Linked DNA regions of Homo sapiens: region 1 is linked to region 2. A link is a loop called in an ENCODE intact Hi-C map of the cell type or tissue named here. Cell type or tissue: PC-3. All regions are shown on one strand. Links, peaks and the distances in the headings refer to the core of each region. The heading gives the core; the rest is flanking DNA.

Evidence for each region. A loop is a pair of places that touch in the nucleus more often than their neighbours do. Peaks named below come from ENCODE experiments on the same cell type or tissue, not always from the same donor. Only the 100,000 strongest peaks of a DNase experiment are listed, where the experiment ranks them.
Region 1: a loop joins it to region 2, with 6 times the contacts of the local background. A loop is called at or near these places in 1 of 110 quality-filtered maps.

What each region holds. Positions count from the first base shown.
Region 1 is chr1:171,508,528-171,516,869 of GRCh38, reverse strand. It overlaps PRRC2C (proline rich coiled-coil 2C), which reads right to left. Exons shown (of 35, transcript NM_001387844.1): 2 at 4,670-4,838; 3 at 3,698-3,875; 4 at 2,225-2,334; 5 at 1,011-1,136. The coding sequence starts at 4,781. Among named protein-coding and RNA genes, the nearest start is that of PRRC2C, 27 kb to the right of the region's middle. In PC-3, for the core only: no CTCF peak of the experiment used is centred there; no DNase peak of the experiment used is centred there.
Region 2 is chr1:171,437,177-171,445,518 of GRCh38, reverse strand. It overlaps the pseudogene CYCSP53. Among named protein-coding and RNA genes, the nearest start is that of PRRC2C, 44 kb to the left of the region's middle. In PC-3, for the core only: no CTCF peak of the experiment used is centred there; DNase peaks (open chromatin) are centred at 4,078 and 6,878; H3K27ac peaks cover 4,151 bases.

The DNA of each region.
Region 1 (8,342 bases), core at 169-8,168, 71 kb before region 2:
CATCATTTATTCTGCAGAAGCCATGTCATAAGCAGCCCCACTAAGAGACCATGAAACTAAAGAGCCAAGAGCTACACCAGTCAGTTTGGAAGTACAGCCCCAGTCAAGTCAGCTTCAGACAGCTTCATCGCGGCTTTGAGAGAGAGTCCCTTGGCCAGAACCTCAAACTAAGCTGACCCTGGATTCCTGACCTTCAGATACAGTGGGATATCATAAGTATAGTTCAGTTTGTTGTTTTACATTGCTAAATTTGTTATGCAGCAATAGACAACTGGTGAAAATTCAACTGAACAAAATAGAGGAGTCAGCACATCTATTTCTAATACAAATGCACCAACCACATTATGACGCTTGAAAAATAAGATTTAGATTTATTTACATCTGACAAGAGCTAAAAAATGTGAAATACATCAGGTTTTTAGAAATATGGAATTTGTAAACACTTCTGTCATAGACGAACCTCCCCATGTAAACAAGGTCCTTTAAGATACTTGGTAATGACAGTATGAAGCTATCACAATTAAGAAGACATTTAAAAATCCCTCGAACATTTTACACTTTTATTTTTAGTTTTTGCTTTGTAATGTACATAAACTATCCCTCATTATCCAAAATTATTTGTTTCCTCAGTTTGAGCTCAGAAAGTGAGGAATCACCGAATATTAATACAGTAGTAAGTAAATAGTTACACATTAGGGAAGCCTGCTCAAAAACTAGTATAAAAAAATCCAAATATTGGTATACATGAAAGTCACCTGGACATCTTGTTAAAATGTAGATTTTGATTTAGTAAGTTGGATGCGAGGCCCAAGATGACACATTTCTAACATGTTCTCAAGTTACAGTGATACTGTCGGTGCAAAAATCATACCTGAGTAGCAAGTGACTATAGTACAAAGTCTGCCTTTTCGAAGTAGGCAAATAATATATGCAACAGCAAGCAGGAGGTTGTATTGCAAGATAATACACAAATATGATCTCATTTTGTATTAAAGAGAAAGTACTCTTACTTGGTGGACGTAAACTGGGTCCAGGTCCATAGTTGTCATCATTTGTTTCCTTTTCTTTTTTTTCCTGATCCCCAGCTGCCTGCAGGCTGGGAAATTCTTGCTGAAACTGACTATTCACTTGGATTCCTATAGATTTTTTTAAAAAAACATTAAAGGTAACTTTTATACTGAAGATAATACAAACCACCCTCCCAGGATAGAGCTCTCTGCCTCTTTCTCTTAAATTATTCCACATTTCAGTGATGACTGTTCATAGCCATATCACTTTAAAATTCACCTAGACTCCTTTGAAAAGCTAATGATCAGCCATGAGGAGATGAAAGTCTAAGACAGTAATCTACCAGTACCATTCCAGAGGACTCATTTAAGATGACCATGCAAGTGAAGAGCTTGTTTCTCTTTCATTATGACTCCTTACATTTTCAATACACATCAAATTCCTCTGCTAAGAATTCTCAGAATTCGTTCAAATCATATTACTGAAATAGTGTTTGATGAATAAAGACCCCAAGATCAAGATGAGGCTAAAATGCCTTTATTTAATTTATTGCTTCATTTACTTTACTTTGATTTAATTTACAGCTAAGATTATTACACCTCACTATTCACCCAACTTCCTATCTACCTATTTTTTGTACTTCTATAAATTAAAACAGCTAGTTTTGTTAGCTTGAGGGCCCAGATTGGTTCTTCCATAGAATGTTTTATAGACAGTTCCTGTTTCGAAAGTGGGAAAACTAAATTCTGCTGGGGATTCCATCATTCCTTGGGGGAAAGGGGAATATTACAGCAGTGGTGCTTTATGGCTACTTTCTAGCTCTTCTCCTCTCAGGAATCGTGGCAGCATGTCTGAAACAGGAGATGTTGGGGACATAGATGAAAAATGAGTATGGTTTCTAACAATCTATGCGATGGCTGGATACTTTGAAGGTACAAGCTTTGCTTGGATATGCAGAGGTAAAGATAAAATGATGTGGGGCACAGGGTATCTTAAAGACTCCTTTCCTTAACCAATATCATTGACTCATACATGGCTCTTGACATTGGAACTTAGCTAGCCCAAGAGATTTTTTAAAAAACCTTTTTAAGAGCCTTGAGTATATCCTTTAACAATGCTTTATGGCTCTACCAAAACACAGTTCACCCCTTATCTCCTGCATGGCTGTTCAGTAACTATCAAGCCTAGGCAGCTTCCCCAACTAATGTCCACTTACCATCTCCTTGCCCACCTTGCTTGTTACTGGCCCATGATTTGGGAGCAGGTGCTACTTCTGGGGGAGCTGCAACCCCAGGTTTTGGCTGTGCTGGTGGCACTTCTGGTGTTCTTAAAAAAAAATATGAATCCATTATTTCAGATACTGTATGTTTAAATAAAATCAATATTATATTTAAGGTAAACCTGTGTACAAATTATTTTGGCTATATGTTTATTCATTGGTAAATCTCCAATAAATGTTTTCTCTCTGCAACATTCCTTTAAATGAATTATGGCTATTTTTATCGTCTTTCATCTCTACCTTTGAATAACCCAATGAGATGAGTTTTGCTTGTTTTCCATTTTGTTTAAAACACACACACACACACACACACACACACATACACACACACTTTTAATTAAACACAGTTACCAAATATCTGTTTTGAAGAAGTGAACACTTATAATTAAAAATAGCAGTATAAACATACATACAGTCTGGACTGGTGAAATTAGTTGAGGGCTAAAGCTAAGCAAACTCCCCACCTGGCAGTCAACAGGATCACCACTGTACTTACTACTGTTATTCAAAGAGGTAACAGCAACCTGCCTAATGCATTCACATGAGTAAAAGGTGTTTTGAAAGGGTGTACAGTTTTATTCAATTCTTGTAATGAGGTAATGCTTAAAAATAAGAAAGTAGTTAAGAGGCTCACAAAATGCAATGTGTTTCTGGGACACTCATACCTATAACTGACTCATTACTATAAAATAATTTTACTACAGCTAACAAGCATTTACGTATTTGATACATTACTACAGAAGTAGTCAAATTTACTATATAAATCTCCCCAGGCAGGAGTATAGAATTTTGATAAGAGATAGGCAAGAAAACATCAAGTATCCAATGGCTTGTCTTATTTTTTTTAAATTACCACTATTTAGGCTTGGTCATTCAATTAGCTAAGAGTCTGGCAAAATCCTTGACATACAGAAGTCTAAATAGTTGTTGAAAGAAGGATGACTAAGATGGACACTATTAATTCTATCCTAACTTTCTTGCTACAGTATATACAAATTATTACTTGAGCACCTATGAAACATCAGGCAGTTTCAATGCTGGAGATACACAGTAAATTGGCAGACAGACATCCTTAGTATCATGGAATTTAGGTATCGGAGTCAACTCTTAATCATATTGGAAAGGGAATACCTGAGTTGGTGGTAGTATGAAAGCGGGGAGCCTAATAAAGGCTATGACATAAGCAAGGTTGTGATTCCCAATTCTGTCATCTGTTCTACCCTGACAAATTGAAATACTTTTAATAGGGAAAATTAACCAAAAGTTACTATAGTCAAAAGACTTTAAAGAGTATAAAATATGTAATATGTAATACAGACAGCATAACACTTAGCAAATAGCAGGTACTCAAACATAAGTTCCCTACAAAGAAAGGGGAAGGGCTTCATTCTTTAACAGACTTTGACTCACTTTTCTTCTTCATGTTGCTCTTGTTTTGATGCCCACCCTGTGCCATCTTTAGGTACAATGTTTACATTAGGATCATTGCCTTTGTTTTCTGCTTTAAGACTTGGGAGGTTAGCAGGTGGAGGCATACGCCGTGAAATACCGACTTTTCCAAGACTCTGTAATCCATGTCGAGCTGCAACTAAAGATCAATAACATCAACTTTCTTAGAACATCTATTTTATTACCCATTTTATTCCTCAAACAATATAGAAAAACAATAGGAATTAATGCAATCCCTGAATGATTTTCATTCATGTATTTTAAAATAATAATTTTAAAACTAAGCTACACACCTGCAACACATTTCAGTGTAGAAATCAAGCCATTTAACAGCATTTAACAGATTCCTTAAAAAATTTAACAATGCAATTCAACACACTACAGAAAACATTGATAATACTGATATTTTTTCAGAGAATCTATTTCAAACTCAAAACTTAGAATGTTAGAGAATAAATGTATTGACTGTATGTTCATAAAGAATACTGTTAATATGCCATGCATGATTTTCAGTTTTCACTATATTCACTAGGTCACAGTATCTAACACACACACACACACACCCCCACACACGAAACATAAGACTTTCTCTAGTCTATAATTAAAAAGATACTAAATTCCCACTAATATATAGGTCTGTGCCTATCAATCTCATTGACTGAGTTTCCCCTTTAGAGCCACACAGTTCTACCTTTTTTCTGCTGACAACAGAGAAAAACAAAAATATTTTTAAAGGGCTCTATGAAAGTATAAATTTTCAATTATAAGATGTTTATCACATATCCTCTGAAAAATGTGTGCATGCATAAAAACGCAAATGTAAATAGCATTGTATTAACTTGGGTACATCCTAGCTTCTCATAGCAGCAGGTGTATCACTTATAGTAACAAAACAAACCATGAAAAACATAAGTGTCACTTGATTTTACTCACCTGTGGTTTTCTGTGTTTCTAATGATTTCCCCTTGTAAGTATTAAATAAACTGAGTGTTGCATACTTTTTCCCATCCTTTGCTTTTGTGCTCTGGCCTGACTTCTCCGACATTTCGGTGGAAACTCATCGAGTCCAAAACCTCCTGCCACACCCCTTAAAACCCCAGTCCTTAAGATGTACATAAGAAAGAAAAATAAGGATGAAAAACTCAGTAAATTCAAATGTTCACAGAAATTCTGAAAAAACTTCCCATATCAATGATAATTTCATAGAACTTTTTAACTGTCAAATTCCAATAACCAATACACAACAAAATTGATCACAATAAGCTATCATGCACTTGTGAAACATATCAGTTATATATGGTTATAACTGCTTAACTCTATCATAGAGAATAAGGGTTATAATTCCATGCTGTCGTGAATAGTTAAAACACAGTGAACCCACTGAGACTGTCTATTTTAAAAAGATATATTATCCAATTTAATATGCTTGAAATGACTGACACATCAACCTATGCACATGGAATCCAAATGACAGGACAACATCTTCATTCCCCTACATATTACATCCCTGTATCATCATCAGGCAGTATGTGCCCAACAAAGCTCTATTAACTTTAACAGTTTAGAACAGAAACAACGTTCTATGTTCTCTTCATTTCGTAAAAGGTAAAACATCTCACAAACACAAGGTATATAAAAATAACCTATTTCATCACTGAGGACTAAATATTCAAAAAATAGTATCCATTTTTTTCAAAGCATATATAAAGTTCCCTTACATATGAGAAGTTGTTAGAAATAAATAACATTTTCATAAGCATTCAAATACAAAGAGAATCCTCATCTTTAGAGCTAATGTACCCTCATCTTGGTGATGCACCCTAACTTAGTCTATTAATAGATAGGCAAAAAAGAAAAATTATGTCTCATGCTATTTCCCTTCAATTTAATTAAGTTGTAGATACATATCAACCTAACGGTTGTTTTTGTTTTTGTTTTTGAGGGGTTATTGTAGCAGTAGGGTAGAAGATGGCTAATTCTACCATAGAAACGATCAATAGCTGAAAACATTGAGAACTGAAACACAGGAGCCAAAGATAGTATAGAATAGGTATACCAAGCAAAAAGCATCAAAGTAAAGCCTATATCCACTTTACTTTTATAAATTTCGTTTCATCCGTTAGTTTTATATTTGTCAATTACAGAATCAGCAGAGATGTCATTTTATATGCATGTAAAATGCCACCCAACGTTTGTATAGTTCCATAAAATTTATCAGGCATTCTCACCTCTATTATCTCATTTCAGTCAAACAACTTTACAATGTAGTTACTGTCTTGATTTTTACACATAAAGACTAAATCAGATTGAATTTGAAACTAGGGTGTCGGGTTCAATCCATTACACTATGCTGCCTCCTCCCACATAACAGTGTAGATAACCATTTCGCTTTTCACGTATACGTTTACAATAAACCATCTTTCCTTGAGACAACCGACAACCTGAAAAAAGACTGACCTACAACCAATAGGACTACACTAATACAATTTGCTACTATATGTAGAAGAATGTATACAATTAATTTTACCCCAAGACCGCTAATGATGATGATGTTGTGAAAAGAGAATGTACTACCAAAATCTATCCTATTGGCAAATTTACCAGTAACATGTACAAAGATATAGAAAGAATATTCATCTACAGTGACAAAAGAGGACAGTAAATATTCACTACCTGACAAAATTAAAATTCAAAGAGCTTTTTCATCAGGTGAAAAAAAAAGGAACTGATGTATCAAGAAAAACAGTCAACTTGCTTAAGTTATTTAACTAAGAATCCTGAAATCTTGGACTTTTCTGAACACCATTATTACTCAAGCAGCACTCTTGGTGAAGACCCTTTCTGTATATTAGAGAGAAAGCAACATCATGAGAAAAGAACTCCTTAAACTTCCTAGGAGCAAATCTCCAAACCAACCTGTATCTAACATCCAAACTTTCCTTCCTACACCTACTGCTACTGCGGTTCGCAGAACCATGTTTCTGGCCGGGCACGATGGCTCACACCTGTAATCCCAGCACTTTGGGAGACTGAGGCAGGCGATCACCTGAGGTCAGGAGTTCAAGACCAGCCTGGCCAACATGGTGAAACCCCGTCTCTACTAAAAATACAAAAATTAGCCAGGCATGGTGGCAGGCACCTGTAATCCCAGCTACTCGGGAGGCTGAGGCAGGAGAATCACTTGAACCCGGAAGGTGGAGGTTGCAGTGAGCCGAGATCATGCCACTGTACTACAGCCTGGGTGACAGACCAAGACTCCGTCTCAAAAAAAAAAAAAAAAAAAAAAAAAGAAACAATGTTTCTGAGACATGTGATTCTAGAGAAACCATGTTTCTCTAGAAATAGGATAAAAATGAAAATTCTCAGGTCCCAACCCAGACCTACTGAATCAAACTCTGAGGAAGGGGCCCAGCACTCTATAGCAAGTCTTCCAGATTGACTAAGACTTACAAAAATGTTAAGACCTACCGACTTATTATAAGCAGATATATTCTAAGCAGTGATTCTCAACTCTTGCTGTATACAAATCTGGGGGCAGGGGGGAAACTGGGCATCAACTCTTTTTTAAAAAAAAAAATTCTTCAGGTGATTCTAACTGAAAGTAGTTTGAGAATCACTGCAATACAGAAAGTTTATCTTTCTTCTCATTCCATTTAAGGTCAATCTTTCCTCTAGTGCTCTTCATCCTATCCCCACTTCCCTTCTTATCTAAACTCTTGTCTAGGAAATCTCATTAGCTCCTTTGGCTTCAACTACTAACTGATTACCTTCAGCTCAGTACTCCTGAGGAATATATCCCCACACTGCCTGTTTACATTTCTTTGTTTTGAATGAAGTTTCACTTTTAACTAGAACAGAGGCATCTATTTCATGGCAAAACTTTAAGAAGCAAGCCTACTAAACATTCTGTCCAGCATAAGAGAAAAATAATGGTTAAAAAATCAAATTGGGCCGGGCACGGTGGCTTTGGCCTGTAATCCCAGCACTTTGGGGGGCTGAGGCAGGTGGATCGTGAGGTCAGGAGATCGAGACCATCCTGGCTAACACGGTGAAACCCGTCTCTACTAAAAATACAAAAAATTAGCCAGGCATGGTGGCAGGTGCCTGTAGTCCCAGCTACTCGGGAGGCTGAGGCAGGAGAATGGCTTCAACCTGGAAGGCGGAGCTTGCGGTGAGCAGAGATCATGCCACTGCACTCCAGCCTGGGCGACAGAGCAAGACTCTGTCTCAAAAAAAAGGAAAAAGAAAAAGAAAAAAAAAATTAAATTGATGGTCAGTGAAGAAAATAATCAACACTTGACAAAATGTAAATATGTTATAAGAACTCAACAAATCAAAGCAGCCCAAAGAGTAAAGCTTTGAACAGACAATTCACTAGAGAAATGTTAGTAAGCAAGCGTATTAAAATGTCCAACGTTACAACTAAACAAAAATCAAAATAAAATGTCAAGTTCAGCTTCTCCATATTCTTATGAAGGAACACAAAGTAGTAATACACAATTTAACCACAGGGTTATAGAACATCCGATTTAACTCTAGCCATCGCAGAACACTCAAGCTTAAAAGAATCATAAAATGAACCTTAACTTCCCTACTTAAAATCAAG
Region 2 (8,342 bases), core at 62-8,061:
AATATGCACATGGGTTTGTTTCGGGGCTCCTTATTTTGTTCTACTGATCTATTGATCTATTTGTTCTTTTTTTTTTTTTCTTCAGATGGAGTTTTGCTCTTGTCATCCAGGCTGGAGTGCAGGCTGGAGTTGCCCAGGCTGGAGTCACCACACGTGGCTAATTTTTGTATTTTTAGTAGAGATGGGGTTTCACCATGTTGGCCAGGCTGGTGTCGAACTCCTGACCTCAGGTGATCCACCTGCCTCGGCCTCCGTCTGATAGTGCTGGGATTACAGGCATGAACCACGGCCCCTGGCCTATCTGTTCTTGTGGCAGTATTAAATTGTTTTTATTTCTGTGAATGTGATTGATTTATCTTAATATTTGGTAGAAAAAGTCCTCTATCTTTGCTCTTCTTTCTCAAAATTAGTTTAGTTATTTGCGTCTTAGCTATTCTTTGTTCATTTCAGAATCAATTTGTCACATTCCCCTCAAAATCCAGCTGGAGTCCTGGAGAGTGGGCTGTCCCGCTTCCGAGTGGGAACGTTCATAGTGTCGTTGATGAGAGATTAAATATGGGTGATGTTGAGAAAGGCAGAAGACTTTTGTTCAGAGTGTGCTCAGTGCCACATGGACCCAATCTTCATGGCCTCTTTGGAAAACAGATGAGTTCACTGGATTCTCTCTCACAGACATTAGTAAGAACAAAGGCATCATCTGGGGGGAGGAGACACTGATGAACTATTCGGAGATTCTCAAGAAATATACCTTAAACAAAAATGATCTTCACAGGCATTAAGAAGGAGACAGAAAGGACAGACCTGATAGCTTATCTCAAAAAGCCCTAATAAGTAATAATTGGCTACTGCCTTATTACAAAGCAGAAATGTCTCATAACTTTTTTCTTTCTTTTAAGAGATAGGGTCTTGTTCTGTTGTCTAGGCTGGAGTGCAGTGGCACAACCATGGCTCACTGCAGCCTCAAATTCCTGGGCTCAAGCAATCTTCACACCTCAAGCCTCCTGAGTAGCTGGGACTACAGGCGTATGCCAACACACTTGGCTGATCTTTAATTTTTAATTTTTTGTAGAGACGAGAGTTTGCAGTGTTGTGCAGGCTGGTCTCGAACTCCAGGCCTCAAGCAGTCCTCTCACTTTGGCCTCCCAAAGTGCTGAGATTATAGGTATGAGCCACTGTGACCAGCCTCATGACTTTTTAAATGTGTGTCATAATTTAATTGATCTCATACACCAGAATTCAGATCATTAATGACTGACAGAATATTTTTGTTAGACAGTCCTGATTTAACTAAGTCTGGCTTATGGTTAAATGAATACAATTAGTTTCTTGAATTTTGATAGTAATTCCAATTCAGTAAATGTTCTCACTGTTTCCTCTTCTAAAGATAAGTTTGGACTTGATTAGTAATGTTCAACTTTTCACAAAGATGGAGAATGCCATCACAAAGCCTATTGGAAATTGATTTTATGTTTTGATTTATATAGTTATATAAATGAATATATGAATATATTTAAATACTGGGGAAATCCCTTCACTATCTCAGAACCAAGCAAGAATTACCTGTGTTTTAACTTGTGATCATTAGCCTGTTAAGGGCAAGGGCTGAAGATAAGGTAGCAATGTCTGCTTTATATTTTTGGTCTTAATTATGTCAATCTAATTAGAATTCCTGGTATCCAAAATGCTATTTTTATTTTCTTTCTTTGTTCTTCTTTTTTATTTTTTTGAGACAGGGTCTCGCTTTGTCGCCCAGACTGGAGTGCAGTGGTATGATAAACAGCTCACTGCAGGCTCAACCTCCCAGGCTCAAGCCATCCTCCCACCTCAGCCCCCGAGTTGCTGAGACTAGAGGCAGGCACCATCATGCCAGGTTGGTTTTTAAAAAATTTTATGTAGAGACTGGGCCTCACTTTGTTGCCCAGGCTGGTATGAAACTCCTAGGCTCAAGCAATCCTATTACCTTGGCCTCCCAAAGGGCTGAAATTACAGGAGTGAGCCACTGTGCCCTACCTAAAATTCTACTTTTCAATTGCTGAAAGGCATTTTAGTGTAATTTATGTGTAACACCAAATAAAGAATATTTATCACTTATAAGAAATTCAGGCCGGGCATGGTGGCTCGCACCTGTAATCCCAGGCCTTTGGGAGGCCAATCACAAGGTCAGGAGATCGAGACCACCCTGGCCAACATGGTGAAACACCATCTTTACTAAAATACAAAAAAAAAAAATTAGCCGAGTGTGGTGGTGCACACCTCTGATCCCAGCTACTCAGGAGGCTGAGGCAGGGGAATTGCTTGAACCAAGGAGGCAGAGGTTATAGTGAGCCGAGATCATGCCACTGCACTCCAGCCTGGCAACAGAGCAAGACACTGTCTCAAAAAAAAAAAAGAAGTTCAGGTGGAATTTTGATTGAAAATGTGTTATACATTGTTATTTTTAGAAGAGCCTACAGATTTCTACTGTTGAGCTATTTTATTTCTCCTTTCTTTTCTTTTTAAATTATTATGTTAAAACAGAAATGGGGGGGTCTTGCTATGTTGACCAGGCTGCTCTCGAACTCCCGGCCTCAAGCAATCCTCCCATCTCAGCCTCCCAAAGTGCTGGAATTACAGGTGTGAGCCACTGTGCCCAGCCTGTTAAACTATTTTATACATATAGTATAGCCATCTTTTTCAACTTCTTTTGTCTTTAAGAGATTTTTTTTTTAATTTTAATTTTTATTTTTGAGACAGGGTCTCACTCTGCCATCCAGGCTGGAGTGCAGTGGCGCCATCTTGGCTCACTCAACCTCTACCTCCCGGGTTCAAGTGATTCTCCTGCCTCTCCCATGTAACTGGGATTACAGTCACGTGCCACCACACCCAGCTACTTTTTGTATTTTTAGTAGAGACGGGGTTTCATGTTGGACAGGCTGGTCTCAAACTCCTGGCCTCAAGTGATTCGCCTGCCTCGGCCTTCCAAAGTGCTGGGATTACAGGCATGAGCCACCGTGCGCAGCCTTTTGTCTTTAATAGGGTTTTAAGGGTATTTTTAAGGCTCTTCACTGTGAAAATTATTAGAGTTATATTTAAAGACACATTTATGACGGAGCGCAGTGGCTCACGCCTGTAATCCCAGCACTTTGAGAGGGCGAGGCGGGTGGATTGCGAGGTCAGGAGATCAAGACCATCCTGCCTAACACGGTGAAACCCCGTCTCTAGTAAAAACACAAAAAATTAGCCAGGTGTGGTGGCAGATGCCTATAGTCCAGCTACTCAGGAGGCTGAGGCAGGAGAATCACTTGAACCTGGGAGGCAGAGGTTGCAGCATTCCAGGCTGGGTGACAGAGCAAGACTCTGTCTCAGAAAAAAAATAGTAATAATAATAATAAAGATACATTTACAAAGGTGTAATGAATATTTGGAAATTGTCTACATGTCTACTAATAGAGGAATGGTTAAATAAATAGAAAACAGATTGATGCATGCATTTGCGGAAAATCACATTTAAATCACACTTTCAAAGAATGTTTAATGACATGAGAAAATATTGTTATACTGTTACATTACTTGATGAGATTACAGGGATTTAAACAGTCTTTATTACTTTATTATAATTTGTAGGATATGTCCCAAGTTTTCTGAAATAAACATGATTTATTTTTACAATTTTTTTTTTTTTTTTGGAGACAGAATCTCACTCTGTTGCCCAGGCTGGAGAGCAGTGGTGCAATCTTGGCTCCCACTGCAACCTCTGCCTACTGGGTTCAGGCGATTCTCCTGCCTAAGCCTCTTGAGTAGCTGGGATTACAGGCAAGCGCCACCATGTCTGGCTAATTTTTGTATTTTTAGTAAAGATGGGGTTTCACCATGTTGGCCAGGCTGGTCTCAAACTCCTGACCTCATGATCTGACTGCCTTGGCCTCCCAAAGTGCTGGAACTACAGGCGTGAACTACGGTGACTGGCCATAATTTTTTTCCTTTAAAGAAGTTGTTGGAAGCAAATTAAGTTTTGTATTTGTCATCTGAGTCTATTACAGGAATATTGGGAAAACGATTTCTGACTCATCTGATGAGCTCATCAAGCAATAAATAATAACTCACATGTAAATTTTCTAGCTTGACTTCCTGCCTCCTCCATCTGCTAGGACTCCTTACAGTTTGTTAGGCCACCTGACTCAACTAAGTATAAGTAAATGAAATTTCACACATTCATTTTTTTCTTGTTACAAATATTTAATAATCTGCTGCTATGTTCCAAGTACTCTACTAAATCCATTAAAGATAAAGGAATCACTTAAATTTTCTCTGTCCTAACGGGGCTTAGTACAGTTGGTCCTCTGTTTCTATGGATTCCAGATCTGTGGATTCAACCAACCATGAGACAAAAATATTTTTTTAAAAAAGAAAAAAGAGGAAAAAAATGGTTGTGTCTGTACTGAGCATGTATAGACTTTTTTCTTGCTGCTATTTCCCAGACAATGTAGTGTAACAACTATTTACATACTATTTACATTGCACTGGGTACTATAAGTAACCACGAGATGATTTAAAGTATATAGGAGGATATGCAAATACTATACCATTTTATTTTATTTTATTTTATTTTGAGACAGAGTTTTGCTCTTGTTGCCCAGGCTGGAGTGCAATGGTGCGATCTCAGCTCACTGCAGCCTCCACCTCCTGCGTTCAAGCAATTCTCCTGTCTCAGCCTCCTGAGTAGCTGAGATTACAGGTGAATGACATCACGCCCGGCTAAATTTTGTATTTTTAGTAGAGACGGTGGTTTCATTGTATTGGTCAGGCTGGTCTGGAACTCCTGACCTCAGGTGATCCACCTGCCTCATCCTCTCAAAGTGCTAGGATTACGGGCGTGAGCCACCGTGCCTGGCCTACTATACCATTTTATAGGAAGGACTTGAACACTGATACGGTTTGGCTCTGCATCCCCACCAAAATCTCATCTTGAATTGTATTCCCATAATTCCCATGTGTTGTGGGAGGGACCTGGTGGGAGATAATTTGAATCATGGGGACGGTTTCCCCCATACTGTTCTCATGGTAGTGAATAAGTCTTATGAAATCTAATGGTTTTATCATGGTTTTTGCATCTTCCTCATTCCATACTGTTCTCATGGTAGTGAATAAGTCTCACGAGAGCTGGTGATTTTATCATGGTTTTGCATCTTCCTCATTTTTCTCTTGCTGCCACCATGTAAGAAGTGCCTTTCGCCTCCCACCATGATTCTGAGGCCTCCCTAGCCATGTTGAACTGTAAGTTCAATTAAACCTCTTTTTCTACCCAGTCTTGGGTTTGTCTTTATCAGTAGCATGAAAACTGACTAATACCAACATCCATGGATTTTGGTATGGATGTTCAAGTCCCTCATATAAAATGAGGTCCAGAAACCAATCCCCCATGGATACCAAGGGATAACTCTGTGACATATAAAGATTCAGGATTTGGCTGTCAAGTTCAACCATGCCAACTCTCAACATTTCTGTGCTCCAGCTACCCCAGATTATTCCCCCCCTACTTTTCTCATGCTGTTTCCTCACTTGGAATTCCTTTCTCTTCTTATCCACCCATAAAAATGCTACTTATTAGCTGAGTATGGTGGTGCACACCTGTCGTCCCAGATCAGATACCCAGTAGGCTAAGGCAGAAAAATCTCTTGAGCTCAGCAATTCAAGGCCAGCCTGGGCAATATAGTGAGAACCCAGCTCTGGAAAAAAAAAAAAAAAGCTTATATTTCATACAGTTTTGTGAGAACTTCTCTGATTCTCCTATTTCCTCTAACATTCCATGAGCACTTCAAATGTAGCTCTAACTTGGCACATTCTTCCTGCTGCTTTGTTTTTGTTTGTCGTTTTTTTCCAAAAGCAAAGATGATGGCATGATTGCTGTCTGCATTAAATACTGCAATTATGATCTTAGTGAACAGGAAAAATAGAAATTCAAGCACCTATATTTTTGAACAACACACTCCACACAATACTTTTACCATTGCTATATTGGTTAGTAGATGGAAAAACTGAATATTGGGGAAAATTGTCCTGGCAATCTTGGGCAAGTACAGGACCCTGCTGGCTATAGACCACTGTACCTGTTTAAAAGTTCCTATCAAAGAGACTTGCTGGTTTCATTGAGGCTAAGGGGTGATTTACAGAGACTTTAGGAAATTAATGGACCACAAAAATTCAGAAACCAAAAGAGGCAACCTAGCAGGAGACGAGCAAACAGGACCCGATAGTGTCCCTGAGGGCTCTGTCCACTTGAGTAAATTATATCTTATTCTTATTTCCACGGGTTACCTTCCAATCACCAAGCTTTGCTCTATAGGACTGTGTTCTCCTGAGGAGGTGCCTCTTTCTACTTTGCACAGAGAGGCTGAGTAAGTTCCAGCTGCCCCTGTAAGCAGAACAGGTTTCATTCCTTTTCCCAGGCTCCCCCATCAGCTCACTCTTCTTCTATGATGAGGAGTGGGTGAGGGGATTATGGGGAGGCAGGCACTGTTCCTTCTATATTTCTCCTCCCTGGGATATGCAGTTAAAATCCTTTCCACCTTTCTTGACTACATGAAGAATTTCCTATGTGGAATTCCCACCTATAATCATCTTATGTAGTTCTGACAACCACTTGGTGGTATTCTTACTCTCATTTTATAAACTCATGGTAAGTTATGCTGAGAAAATGGAGCCAGCAAGAATTGACTAATCATTCTGGAATTTTGGATGAAATGAGAAAAAGTTTGAGGTGCAAAGTCAGAGGCCTTTTTTTTGAAGGAGAGACTTGAACTTGTTTAGAGGACAGTAGTTCTCAAACTTGAGTATGTATCAGAATCACCTAGAGAGCTTATTAGGCCTTAGTCAGCTGGGCTGCATGCCCGGAGTTTCTGATTCACTAGATCCGGGGTGGGGCAGGAAAATTTGCCTTTCTAACACATTCCCACATGATGCTGATGCTGTTGAGACCTCACTCTGAGAATCTGTTATAGGCTAAGTCAAGGAAGGCAAAATATGGCTGACTGCCTGTTTTTGTATCACTCCTGAACTAAGAATGGATTTTACATTTTACATCTTTGAAAACAATATTTTGTTCATGTGAAATATGAAATTAAAATTTCATTGTCCATAAAGTTTTATTGGAACACAGCCACACATTTATTATATATTGTCGATTGTTTTCATGTTGTAACAGCAGAGTTGAATAGTTGTGACAGAGATAGTAAGGCCTACTAATACAGTTTAGATATTTGTCCCCTCCAAATCTCATGTTGAAATATAATCCCCATGTTGGAGGTGGGGCCTGGTGGGAGGTGACTGGGAAATGGAGGATCTTTCATGAATGGTTTAGCACCATCCTTTTGGTGATACGTTAGCTCTTACTCAGTTCACTTGAAATGTGATTGTTTAGGCTGGGCACGGTAGCTCACGCCTGTAATCCCAGCATTTTGGGAGGCTGAGGCGGGCGGATCACCTGAGGTCAGGAGTTCAAGACCAGCCTGGCCACATGGTGAAACCCTGTCTCTACTAAAAATACAAAAATTAGCTGGGCATGGTGGCATGTGCCTGTAATCCCAGCTACTCAGGAGGATGAGGTAGGAGAATTGCTTAAACCTGGGAGATGGAGGTTGCAGTCAACTGAGATCGAGATTGTGCCTGGTGATAGTGCCTGGGATCACTCCAGCCTGGGTGACAGAGCAGGACTCCATCTCGTCTCAAAAAAGAAAAAAAAAAGTGTGGTTGTTTAAAAGAGTGTGACAGGCTGGGCACAATGGCTCATGCCTATAATCCTAGCATTTTGGGAGGCTGAGGTGGAAGAATTGTTTGAGCCTAAAAGTTTGAGACTAACCTGGGGCAATATGGTGAGACCCCATCTCTACAAAAAAATCAAAAACATTTGCTAGATGTGGTGGCTCAAGCCTGTAGTTCCAGCTACTCAGAGAGGTAGAAGGATTGCTTGAGCACAGGAAGTTGAGGCTGCAGTGAGCCCTTGATGGCACCACTGTATTCCAGCCTCGGTGACAGATGGAGACCCTGTCTCCAAGTAAATAAATAAATAAAATAAAAAAGTATGATGCCTCCTCATTCACTCTCTTGCTGCCACTCTCACCATGTGACATGCCTGCTCCAGCTTTGCCTCCCACCATAAGTAAGAGCTCCTTGAGGCTTTACCAGAAGCACGATGCTTGTTGTACAGCCTGCAGAACAGTGAGCCAATTAAAGCTCTTTTATTTAAGTTACCCAGCCTCCAAAATTTCTTTATAGTGCCCAATTTCTTTATAGTGGCAAAAATTTCTTTATAGTAAAAACAACCTGACACACCTACAAAGCCTAAAATATTAACTATGTGATACTTC